Regions from separate parts of the Homo sapiens genome. Here region 2 is linked to region 1. The links are chromatin loops, found by intact Hi-C in ENCODE. Cell type or tissue: CD14-positive monocyte. All regions are shown on one strand.

Evidence for each region. Peaks named below come from ENCODE experiments on the same cell type or tissue, not always from the same donor. Only the 100,000 strongest peaks of a DNase experiment are listed, where the experiment ranks them.
Region 2: it touches region 1 in a loop (2.1-fold over the local background); 24 of 110 quality-filtered maps call a loop at or near these places.

The regions. Positions count from the first base shown.
Region 1 is chr9:114,336,242-114,341,241 of GRCh38, forward strand. It overlaps AKNA (AT-hook transcription factor), which reads right to left. Exons shown (of 22, transcript NM_001317950.2): 22 at 1-1,065. The coding sequence ends at 813. Among named protein-coding and RNA genes, the nearest start is that of ORM2, 8.9 kb to the left of the region's middle. In CD14-positive monocyte, CTCF peaks have their summits at 3,049 (motif pointing right) and 3,255; DNase peaks (open chromatin) are centred at 3,030 and 4,320; H3K27ac peaks cover 3,261 bases.
Region 2 is chr9:114,492,218-114,497,217 of GRCh38, forward strand. All of the region lies in intron 1 of WHRN (whirlin), which reads right to left. LOC124902254 (a long non-coding RNA gene) reads right to left here and starts at 683. Exons shown (of 2, transcript XR_007061743.1): 1 at 651-683. RefSeq lists a silencer at 1,872-2,166. In CD14-positive monocyte, no CTCF peak of the experiment used is centred here; no DNase peak of the experiment used is centred here; H3K27me3 peaks cover 469 bases.

The DNA.
Region 1 (5,000 bases):
ATGCACACACATTCCAGAAATGCAGAGGTATGCTGCTGCCACGGGGTAGGGGTGCGGGAGGCGGCCTGGCCTCATGGCCGCAGACCGTGCCCCAGCCCGGGCCTGGCAGGTAGCTGGCCACTGATAAACGCCACTGGGATCCTAGGAGAAGCTGGGGACCATGCGTGAGGTACTGAAGGGGACCATGGTGGATGGCATCCTGGGCACTTTGTAGCTTGTCTGAGGGAAAGGCCTCTGCTGCCATAGAAAAGCTGGACACATGTCACCCTGGGGCCCTGACATCCTAAAATGCCCCACTGACTACCAGTCACTAGGAGAAAGGTCTCCGGCTATGCCCTTCCCAGTGATGCTTGCCCCAGAGTGACTGGTCACAGGTGGGGGACAGGTTTGCTCCAGAAACCGTAGGCCTTTCTTGTCTGGCCCCCTAAAGAGGACCCAAGATCAGGAAAACTCCCCAGTTTAAAAAAATATCTGTCCATCTGTATATAAAATACCTATTATTAGCTGGAGTTGCACACATGCAGGACCAGGAGAGACTGCCTGAGGTTCTGCCTGGACCGAAGGAGGCCTCGCTCACAGCACCTCTGTGAGGGGACTGGTGCTCCTGGGAAGTCACTTCTCTTGGTGACCGAGCTGACACCCCCTCCACTTGGAAAGCACAGGGACTGAGCAGGCGGGACCTGTGCTGGAGGGAGACCCTCCTGGTGAGGAACTATGCGGGCCTTCTGGGCCTCAGCAGCTCCAGCCCACTCCTGGCCTGGCAGGCCACCTGCCCACCCACCCACCCATCTGCCTCTGGGCCCCCAGTGAAGTCAGAAGAGGCAGGAGCCCCGCAGGCTGTGAGCCTGGCGCAGGTCGGCTGACAGCGAGCTTCTCATCTGCCTGGTGGTAGAGCGGACGCTCTCGGCAGCCTGCACGGCCCGGCTCAGGGCCTTGTTGAGCTCCTCTAGGTCGCCCAGGTCGAGCTGGATGGAGTGCCGGTGTCTCCGGGCTGGTGGGGGAGAGGCTGTGGGCGGCCACTTGGCAGCTGGTTGGGCTGAGGTAGGTCCTGCAGGCGCATAGTACCTGAGGAGAGAAGTGAGTGGGCTCGTTACACATGGGGAGGGCTGGGGACAAGCCGAGGAGCACCGTGTGTGGGGTCAACCCCCTTCTAAATCCCAGCTGGGCCAGTGGCTCCTACTCTCTGGGTCTCAGTTTCTTTACCTCTAAAATGGGAATAATGGGCACACATCCAGGGATTTCTTAGAAAGATGAAGGAAGATAACAACATGAGTGCCTGACCCAGAACAGGTGTTCAAGGACAGGAAGTTCAATCTACCTGTTCATCTGATTTACTGCCCATCTAGTACATGCCAGCCAGCGTGCCAGGCTCTGGGGTTACAGTGGGACAAGAAAACATGGACTCCTGCAATCTTCTTGGAGCCGGATCTTGGGGAGGCCAGGATCACCCTAGGCTTGATAGCAAAACCCCCTCATGGAAGAATATCTGGGGGTTCCATTTGCCAAGCAAGGGGTGCTGGAGAAAGGCAATAATTAATAATTAATAATAGTAATAATAATAATAATAGGGATTCTGCAGGAGTGGGAGGGTCTGGCCCCATGTCCTGGGAAGTGGGTAGAAGAGCATCCTTCCTAGCCCAGTCCTATAGGAATGTGAGGTGTTGTTTTAAAGTGCTGTGGGAATGGGCTGACAAGCCCATTGAGATGAAGCACGGATTTCCCTAAGAGGTGACAATGGCATCCATCAGGGCCACTAAGTTTAGGGTTCAAGGAAACCAGCAGTGGGCAAGAGGGGGTGTGGCCTCAGCACTGTTAAATAAAGGGTGTGTGTGGTGGAGGAGGGAGATAAAGAAGCATGGACCTAAATCAGGAATAAGTTTAGGAGGACGCAGCAGAGTCATTCATTGGCATCTTGCTTGGCACACTGTAAACTCTGGCTTTATTCCTGAGCCCCTGCTGTCTAACTTGCATTGTTATACAGTGTGTAGAAACAGATGATCCAAACAGACATTTCTCCAAAGGAGCTATTCAAATGGACAATACGTACATGAAAAGATGCATATCCTTAGCCATCAGGAAATGCAAAGTGAAACCACTGCACACCCTCTAACATCAAAAAGGACAGATAGCAACAAGTGTTGACAAGAATGTGGAGAAACTGGAATCCTCAGCACTGCTGGTGGGAATGTAAATGGTGGAGCCACTGTGGAAAACAGTCTGACAGTTCCTCCAACAGTTAAACCCAGTGCCTAGCCCAGGGCTGGCATCCTCATCTTTGGTACCCATGTACCAGTTGGTGCCTTTATCTTTATTTTACAGATGAGCAAAGCGGAGCTCAGAGAAGCTAAGTGATTCAGGAGGCAGTAGAATGCACCAGCCTTAGCAGCTCAGGCCCTGGAGCCCTGCCCCAAATCCCAGTCATTCTGCTGGGCTACTCATGGGACTCTGGACAAGCTAAGTCACTTTGCAAGGCCTCTGTTTTCCCACCTAAAACGACCACAGTTAGCAACCTCTCAGCTTAGAGCTGATGGAAAATTCAGGTAAAAAGCTGGCACTGCCTGGCTCCGGTAAGTGCTCCATAAACGTGAGCTCCTAAGACCCAGAGTCAGACAGCTGGAAGGGGCAGCCATGGGTTCACACCTGGGCCCGACTCTCCCCACATATCTAATGTGTGCTAATTGGCAAGCAGCAGATGCTGATAAAATAATCTGAACTGTATGAACGGGCTTCTTGCATCCCCAAAACAGCAGCCTGCACTCCCTCCTCTAGGGACCGTCTGGTGTAAGTAACTACAGAGGCTCCTCAAATTACGATGGGGTTATGCCCCTATAAACCCGCTGTAAAGTCGAAAAATCATAAATCGAACCATTGTAAAAGTAGGGACTGTCTGGGCTGGGTTTTCATACACCCCCACCTTCTGTTAATTTGATGACCAACTTGGCCTGAAAGTTACCCAAAACTCTCCCTAGGGCCAACACTGAAAAAGTCCCTCTGGGCTGGAAAGTCTCGGCTGCAGGGGCTATGGGACGGCTGCCCAGCAGGGGGCAGCACAGGCCCACTCCGCTTTCCAAACTACACTGGTCTCAACCACTGGGCCCGTTCAGTCCTGCTGACCAGCAGCTGGAGAAATTTCAGGGTGTCACCAGCGCAAATTCTAGCAGCATTAGAAGCACCATCATTATTGGCAACTTCTATGTACTATGGGCTTTCCATGCATTAATTCATTCAATCCTCAGCACAACCCATTTCGCAGAGAAGGAAACTGAGGCATAGGTATAACCCGCCCATCCTGAGTTGGAAACAGCAACCTGGTGAGTTCTGCCCACAGGCCTGAGCCTGGAAGAATGTGAAATGGGGCCTCAGGAGAAGTAAAGACTCCATGGCTACCGTGGGGTCACCAAATTCTGGGCAAAACCTTTCCCGATCAATGAGTTGGAACACTGGCAGGCGCTTTCCCCCGTGTCTGCTGGAGGTCTGAGCATGCAGCATTGGTTCTCATCTCTGCTGGAGTGGAAGATTCCTTAGCGACTTGCTTAGACTCAGCTGAGAGGGCAGCAAGAAAGCAAATTTACATACCGGGCGCGGTGGCTACACCTTGTAATGCCAGTGCTTTGGGAGGCCAATGCGGGCAGATCACCTGAGGCCAGGAGGTCAAGACCAGCCTGGCCAACATGGCGAAACCCATCTCTACCAAAAATACCAAAAAAATTAGCCGGGTGTGGTGGCACACTATTGTATTCCCAGCTACTTGAGAGGAGGAGGCATGAGAATAGCTTGAATCTTGGAGATGGGGGTTGCAGTGAGCCAAGATGGCGCCACTGCACTCCAGCCTGGGCGACAAAGCCAGACCCTGTCTCAGAAAACACATATACATAAAAAATTTTTAAAAGCACATTTATAGGCCTGGTCCCCGAATAGAGGACCAGGGCTGGATGGCGCCTTGGGTCCCTGCTCCACCAAGCACCAGCCCTCACAGTGACGCAGGCCCTCACTGCCTACACACCCAGGCTTCTGGCAACACAGCCACTGAAGACATCCAGTCCCAATCGACTCATTTCACAGCAGGGGAAGCAGGCAGAGAAGTAGCTGCTGACAGCTGAGACAAGAAGACAGGTTTCCTACTTCTGGGGACTGGGCTTTTGTCCCTGCACAATCCTATCATGTTGAACCCACTTTTACTCCTTCTTCTTCCTACTAGTGACAACACTGAGCAATAGCAACATTCTCTGTGATGGCGAAGCTACTGTTTGCTCAGCAATGAGCACGTGACCAAATGGCACCACAAACTCCACACACTTCTCATTTGGTTCCTGCCACGTGCCACACTTAATCCTCACGCACAGGATTAAGTACGTGGTTGAGACTCTTCCTCCATTTAACAGATGGGGAAGTGGAGGCTCTGAGAGGAAGTTAGTTTGCCAAGGCCACAGTGCTACTAGGGGGCAGATGGGACTCCACGGTAGCTCTGGCCAACTCCAAACCCAAGCCACTTCTGTCTCGGCTGCCCTGCCTCTCCTGGCTTGACTGATGTTACGTCCAGAATCTGTGCAAAAAGTCCTACAATATTCCCGACCAGGACTCCCCAGAGATGTCCAGGTCATCAAAAACAAGGAAGGTCTGAGGATCTGTCACAGCCGAGGGGGCGTAAGGAGGCATGGCAATCGCATACCACATGGGATCGTGGATGGGATCCTGGAACAGAGACAGGACTTTGGAGGAAAACGGCCTGAAGGAACTACGAACTTCAGTTACCAATAATGTATGGATATTGCTTCACTAACGTGGCCAATGTGCCACATTATTGTAAGATATTAATAATAGGGGAAACTGTTTGTGCAGGAGTGAGGAGGATTGTGGGAATCTCTCTGGACTATCTGCTCAATTTCCCTATAAATCTAAAACTGTCCTAAAAAATAAAGTCTATTAAAAAAAACCCAGTGCTCATCACTTACTTGCGGAGAAAACCCATAAGGAAAATGGAAGATGGTTAGGATTCTCAG
Region 2 (5,000 bases), 160 kb after region 1:
TGGCAACAGTTAATCAGAAGCTTTAAAATTGCGCCTCTCCCCCGAGCCAATGCCACCTCTAGAAAGACAGCCCAAGGAATTATTAGAAATGTGCTTAAAGATGAATGTGCAGGGATGTCTAAAGCAGCAATATGGATAATATTAAAAAACAAACTGTCTAACAAGAAGAAATTAGTTAAATAAATCATGTACCTCTTCACTACGATATATTATGCAATCATTAAAAAATCACAGTGTAGAAACATTTATCAAGGTGGGAACACAGTCATCATACATCGCTTGGTGTAACGAATAGGCTAGATAACGATGCTCAGAATGGCAGCTTTGGGAAGAATTCCCAATACAAATGCATACACAGATGCACACAGGGTACTCTAATTGTCAATAGTGATTATTTCTGGCAGGTGAGTGGGTACAATTATTACTGACTTGGGGAGGGTCTTTTGGCGTTTTTCTGAAGTTTTCAAGTTTTAAAAATTAAGTCCAGGCTCAGCGTGGTGACTCACACCTGTAGTCCCAGCAGTTTGGGAGGTGGAGGTGGGTAGATTGCTTGAGCCCAAGAGCTCACGACCAGCCTGCGCAACATGGTGAAACCCCACGTCTACAAAAGAAAAAAAAATACACACACACACACAAATATATATACACACCATGCTGGGCATGGTGGCGCAAGCCTGTAGTCCCAGCTACTCGGGAGGCTGAGGCAGGAGAATTGCTTGAGCTTGGAAAGTTGAGGCTGCAGTGAGCCAGGATCGCATCACAGCACTCCAGCCCGGGTGACTGAGCAAGGCCCTATCTCAAAAAAAGAAAAACAATTAAGTCCATATATGTTAGGTAATTAAAATAAAGAGGCTAGGCACAGTGGCTCACGCCTGTAATCCCAGTGTTTTGAGAGGCCGAGGTAGGAGAATCGCTTGAGCCCAGAAGTTTGAGACCAGCCTGGGCGACATAGTGAGACCTCATCTCTACCAAAAATAAACACAATTAGCCAGGTGTGGTGGTGCACACCTGTAGTCCCAGCTACTTGGGAGGCTGAGGCAAGCAGATCACTTGAGCCCAGGAGTTCAAAGCTGCAGAGAGCTGTTATCGCGCCACTGCACTCCAGCCTGGCCAACAGAATAAGACCCTATCTTTTTTTTAAAAAAAAAAAAAAAGTGGGGGTGGGGGGGTGGGGAGAAAAAACGTTTTATTTAACAGCCTAGACAAATTCCTCTATTCCATTTGTTTCCTATGACCAAACAAAATGCCCCTTTAACTTGTCCAGTCTGTGACAGCAGAGTTAATGACCACCAGCCTTTCACATGAGGCCCAGGAGAGAGACCCTCCTCTCATCCTTGAAGTGTGCTGATCAGGCAGTGTAGACAAATTCAGAGACTCCACCATTCAATGAGATAATTTCACAAGTCACCAGTTATCTATCAGGGAATTTCCACAGACAACGTACAAAATAAAAACCTGACAAAGGTCAAGGCATGGTGAGAGAGATAAGAGAGAGGAAAAAGGAAAAAAACAAAAAGGAAAAAGTGCCCAATGCCACCTCTGTCCCTGAAATCTAGTCAATAAAATGCATACAGTGTGCCCAGGGGAGAACAGGGAAGCTGCAGCCTAGGTTTTCTCATCAAATAGCTACAAAGCCATTTCCACAAGGAAAAAACTCAGGGAGGAAACGCACATTTACTGAACTCCTGCTCTTGCCAGCACCACGCTGGGCTGTATGCCGTGCTTCTCCGTTAGCAGCCAGCCGAGAGCCCTGGCAATGAGCATGCACTTTGGAGGCCAGAATACCTGGGTTCAAATCCTAGTCCCACCACCCCTGACTGTGTGCCCCTGACTGTGTGCCCGTGATGGGTCACCTCCTCTTCCAATTCTCAGAGTCCTCTCCCGGGGGGGTATGGTGAAGTGTCAGTGGGGGATTTACATGAAACCCACACAGAGCTTGTGATGTCACAGAAGATTCCCAGTGGTGGTGATATTTTTTAGTGCGCTAAGTACTGTAAACATCTTGTGCGTGTTATCTGTTTTGTACCTTCTACACTGCCAGGAAGAGCAGCATCTGGTAGGAAAACAGATCCCAACACAGGAGTTTGAACATGGTAAATGATCATCAAATGTTCAGACCAATAGATGCACCCAGTGCTTTAACACATTGTCTGCATAATCATCAGTATCCCCATTTTAGAGATGAGGAAACCTGAACAGAGAAGGTAAGTAACTTGTCTGCTACTTTACTATTATTCCCATTACAATTTCACTGAAGAGGAATCTGAGAATCAGAGACGTTAGGAAGCTGGTTCAAGGCCCCACAGCTAGAAAGTGGCAGAGCCAGTCTTGGAAACCCAGGGCTTCGGAGCTCAGGCTCGAGCACTGTGGGGCATCCCTTCTCTCTGCTGTTGGGGCAAAGACGCAACCCCTCAAGTCAACAAAACCTAGGTGTAAATCCTGGCTCTGTCACTTTCCACCTTTGGGATGACTGGCAAGTGACAAACTCTTGGCAATTTTGGAAAACAAAGTGATGAAAATGATACCTACTTGAACTTCACAGGGTGATTATGAGGCTTAACTGAGTTTATACACGTACACTGAAAACAGTGTCTGGTTCATTCTAAGCCCTCTATCAAAGGTTATTATCATACAATGAGCAACAAAGAAAAGAAAACACCAAGAAATGCATTATCTGTGTCATGACAGAAGTGAGAAAGGCCATGACACTGGGGGGGGGAGCGGGTTTCAGGAGGGAAGAGCAGGCTCCTCAGGGTGGGGACAGCGGCAGAGGTGAGCAGGCAGGTCCTCTGGAGAGGACGTACTGAGGTTGCACCTAACAGGATAAGTGGTGTCAACAGGTGGAGAGAGTGAAAGCCTTGCTTCAGAGGAGGGTATGTTGCTTGCTTGGCCAAGAGTGGACACAACTTGGGGAACAGGACTGCTGGTAAAGATCAGAGCATGGGCAGCCCAAACACCAGGTTGAGGAGCTTGGCGTCTGCCCTGCAGGCTCCCAGCTCAAGAGCAGGGTTGTAGACAGGGCACAGCTTGATGAGATATGTATTTAGAGAGTGTACCCGGTCAACAGGATGGACATCAGACCGGTGGGCAGACGAGCAAGACAGGAGACAGACAGGCTGGCCAGGAGGATGCTACAGTTCGGCAGTGCTGGTGGCAATGGTGGTGACGGGGAAGAGGGAGGTGTGGTCTGAGAAGTGCTGGAAAGAAGTAAAGCCTGGAGAGTCCAGCCTCCCTGGGGCTGGTGCAATACTCAAGTGGGAGAAAGTGGGGAACAAGAGCAGGGGAAATATCCACAATTTAAGAGCGAGAGAAAGCACAACGAGAAGGCAATTAAAAAATAGATAAATACACTAAAAGGAGGCACAGATCCTGTGCAGAGACAACAAGGCTAGAAGATGGGTGGAGATGCAGACATTTGGGGAAAGAGGAATTTGAGGGAGAGCTGTACATGTATATGGACCTGAGAAGCAGACTTAAAAATCTCAGGATTGGAAGGACTTGCAGGAGGAGAGGGGCTCAAGAGAGTCAGGGAAAATTTGGGAGAAATGTATGATTCTCTAAAGAGAAAGAAGAGGGAGGCAGAAGGAAAGAGATGAAGAAAAGGAAAAGGGTACACTGGGTCCAAACACTACAAAGGATGCCACCCCTCCGTCCAGGGACAGGAGGATGGACATGGCAGAAGGAAAATCCCTCCCCTGACTTTCAAAGTTTTCCTATCCACATGGGAGGTTAATTTCTGAAAGCTGGACCACGTTTCTTTTCTTAATCAGAAACCTCTTAATGAGACTTTGTACACCTTTTCAGATGTAGCTCAAATAAATTACAGGGTTTTTTTTTTAAGTGCAGAAGCCCATGTTAACAAATCACCAATTTCACCTGCATTAATTGCTTTAATGGGCTCTAAAAACAGCCACCTCCTCTCCCTCCTCATCAGGGTCCCTGGGGAGGCCATCAGGGAAGGTTGCTGGGAAACGAAGTTATGGATGCAGCTGATCCAGGGGACAATGCTGTCACACTCTGGGTCATGCAACTGTCTGGTATGCCACCCACATTGCTATAAGGCCTCACAGATCATCAGAAGGGACGGTGGGGGGACACAGAATTCTATTCAACCACCAGGCTTTATTACTGCTATAAAGCAAAAATGCCGATGCCAAAAGCCAGATAGGAGCAATTACGTTTTTAAAGAAACTCTGTCTATGTGGGGATATTGACTACATTCAGTAAATGACTCTGCAATTCAAACAGCTACAGTGGATCACATGGGCCCTGAGTCCAGTATTTTCTTCCAATGCCACCTAAAAAAATCCAACCAACCAACCAAACAAACAAACAAAAAAACTAAGCAGGCATAACAGAAGACTTTCAAAGACAAGCGAAGGCAGTCCATACCATTTTTCATTACAATGCTTGCAGCAGGACCTCCACTGCCATATTTTCCAGATTTCTGATGTTCAACAGCAACAATGACATGTTTGTGAGGACTATGGGCCAGGTTTGGTGGTAGGATATCTGAGTAACAGAAAGGCAAAGGGACCTGCCCAAGGTCACAGCCAAGTTACACTGTCAGATGAACCCAGGTCCATCTCCAAAACCCATCTCTAACCTCTTGGGTACATACCACCCTTCCTCAGATTTTCCAGTACGTCAGTTGACCTTACACAAGTGGAATCTTGCTGCAAGATAGTTAAGGATGGGGACAGGAAAGGTTCACCTCTCTGGTCAAGCCTTTATGGGGATAAACAGTGTTGGGGATGGAGGAATCCTAAAGGAAGACAGTGTTTCCCAAACTTTAGCATGGTTAAGGCCTGGCTGGGGAGTTTGTTAATTCCTAAGCAAGCTAACATTGTAAATTACCACTTCTAAGGCTCTAACACACAGGTATTTGGGAATATCCTTTTTTACATCATTTTACTCTGTTCTTCCCTGCAGCCTACAGCTTTAGAATCCAGGAAAGAGGACATTTGGGGACCTGTTTATGGAAGGCTGATATATTTGCT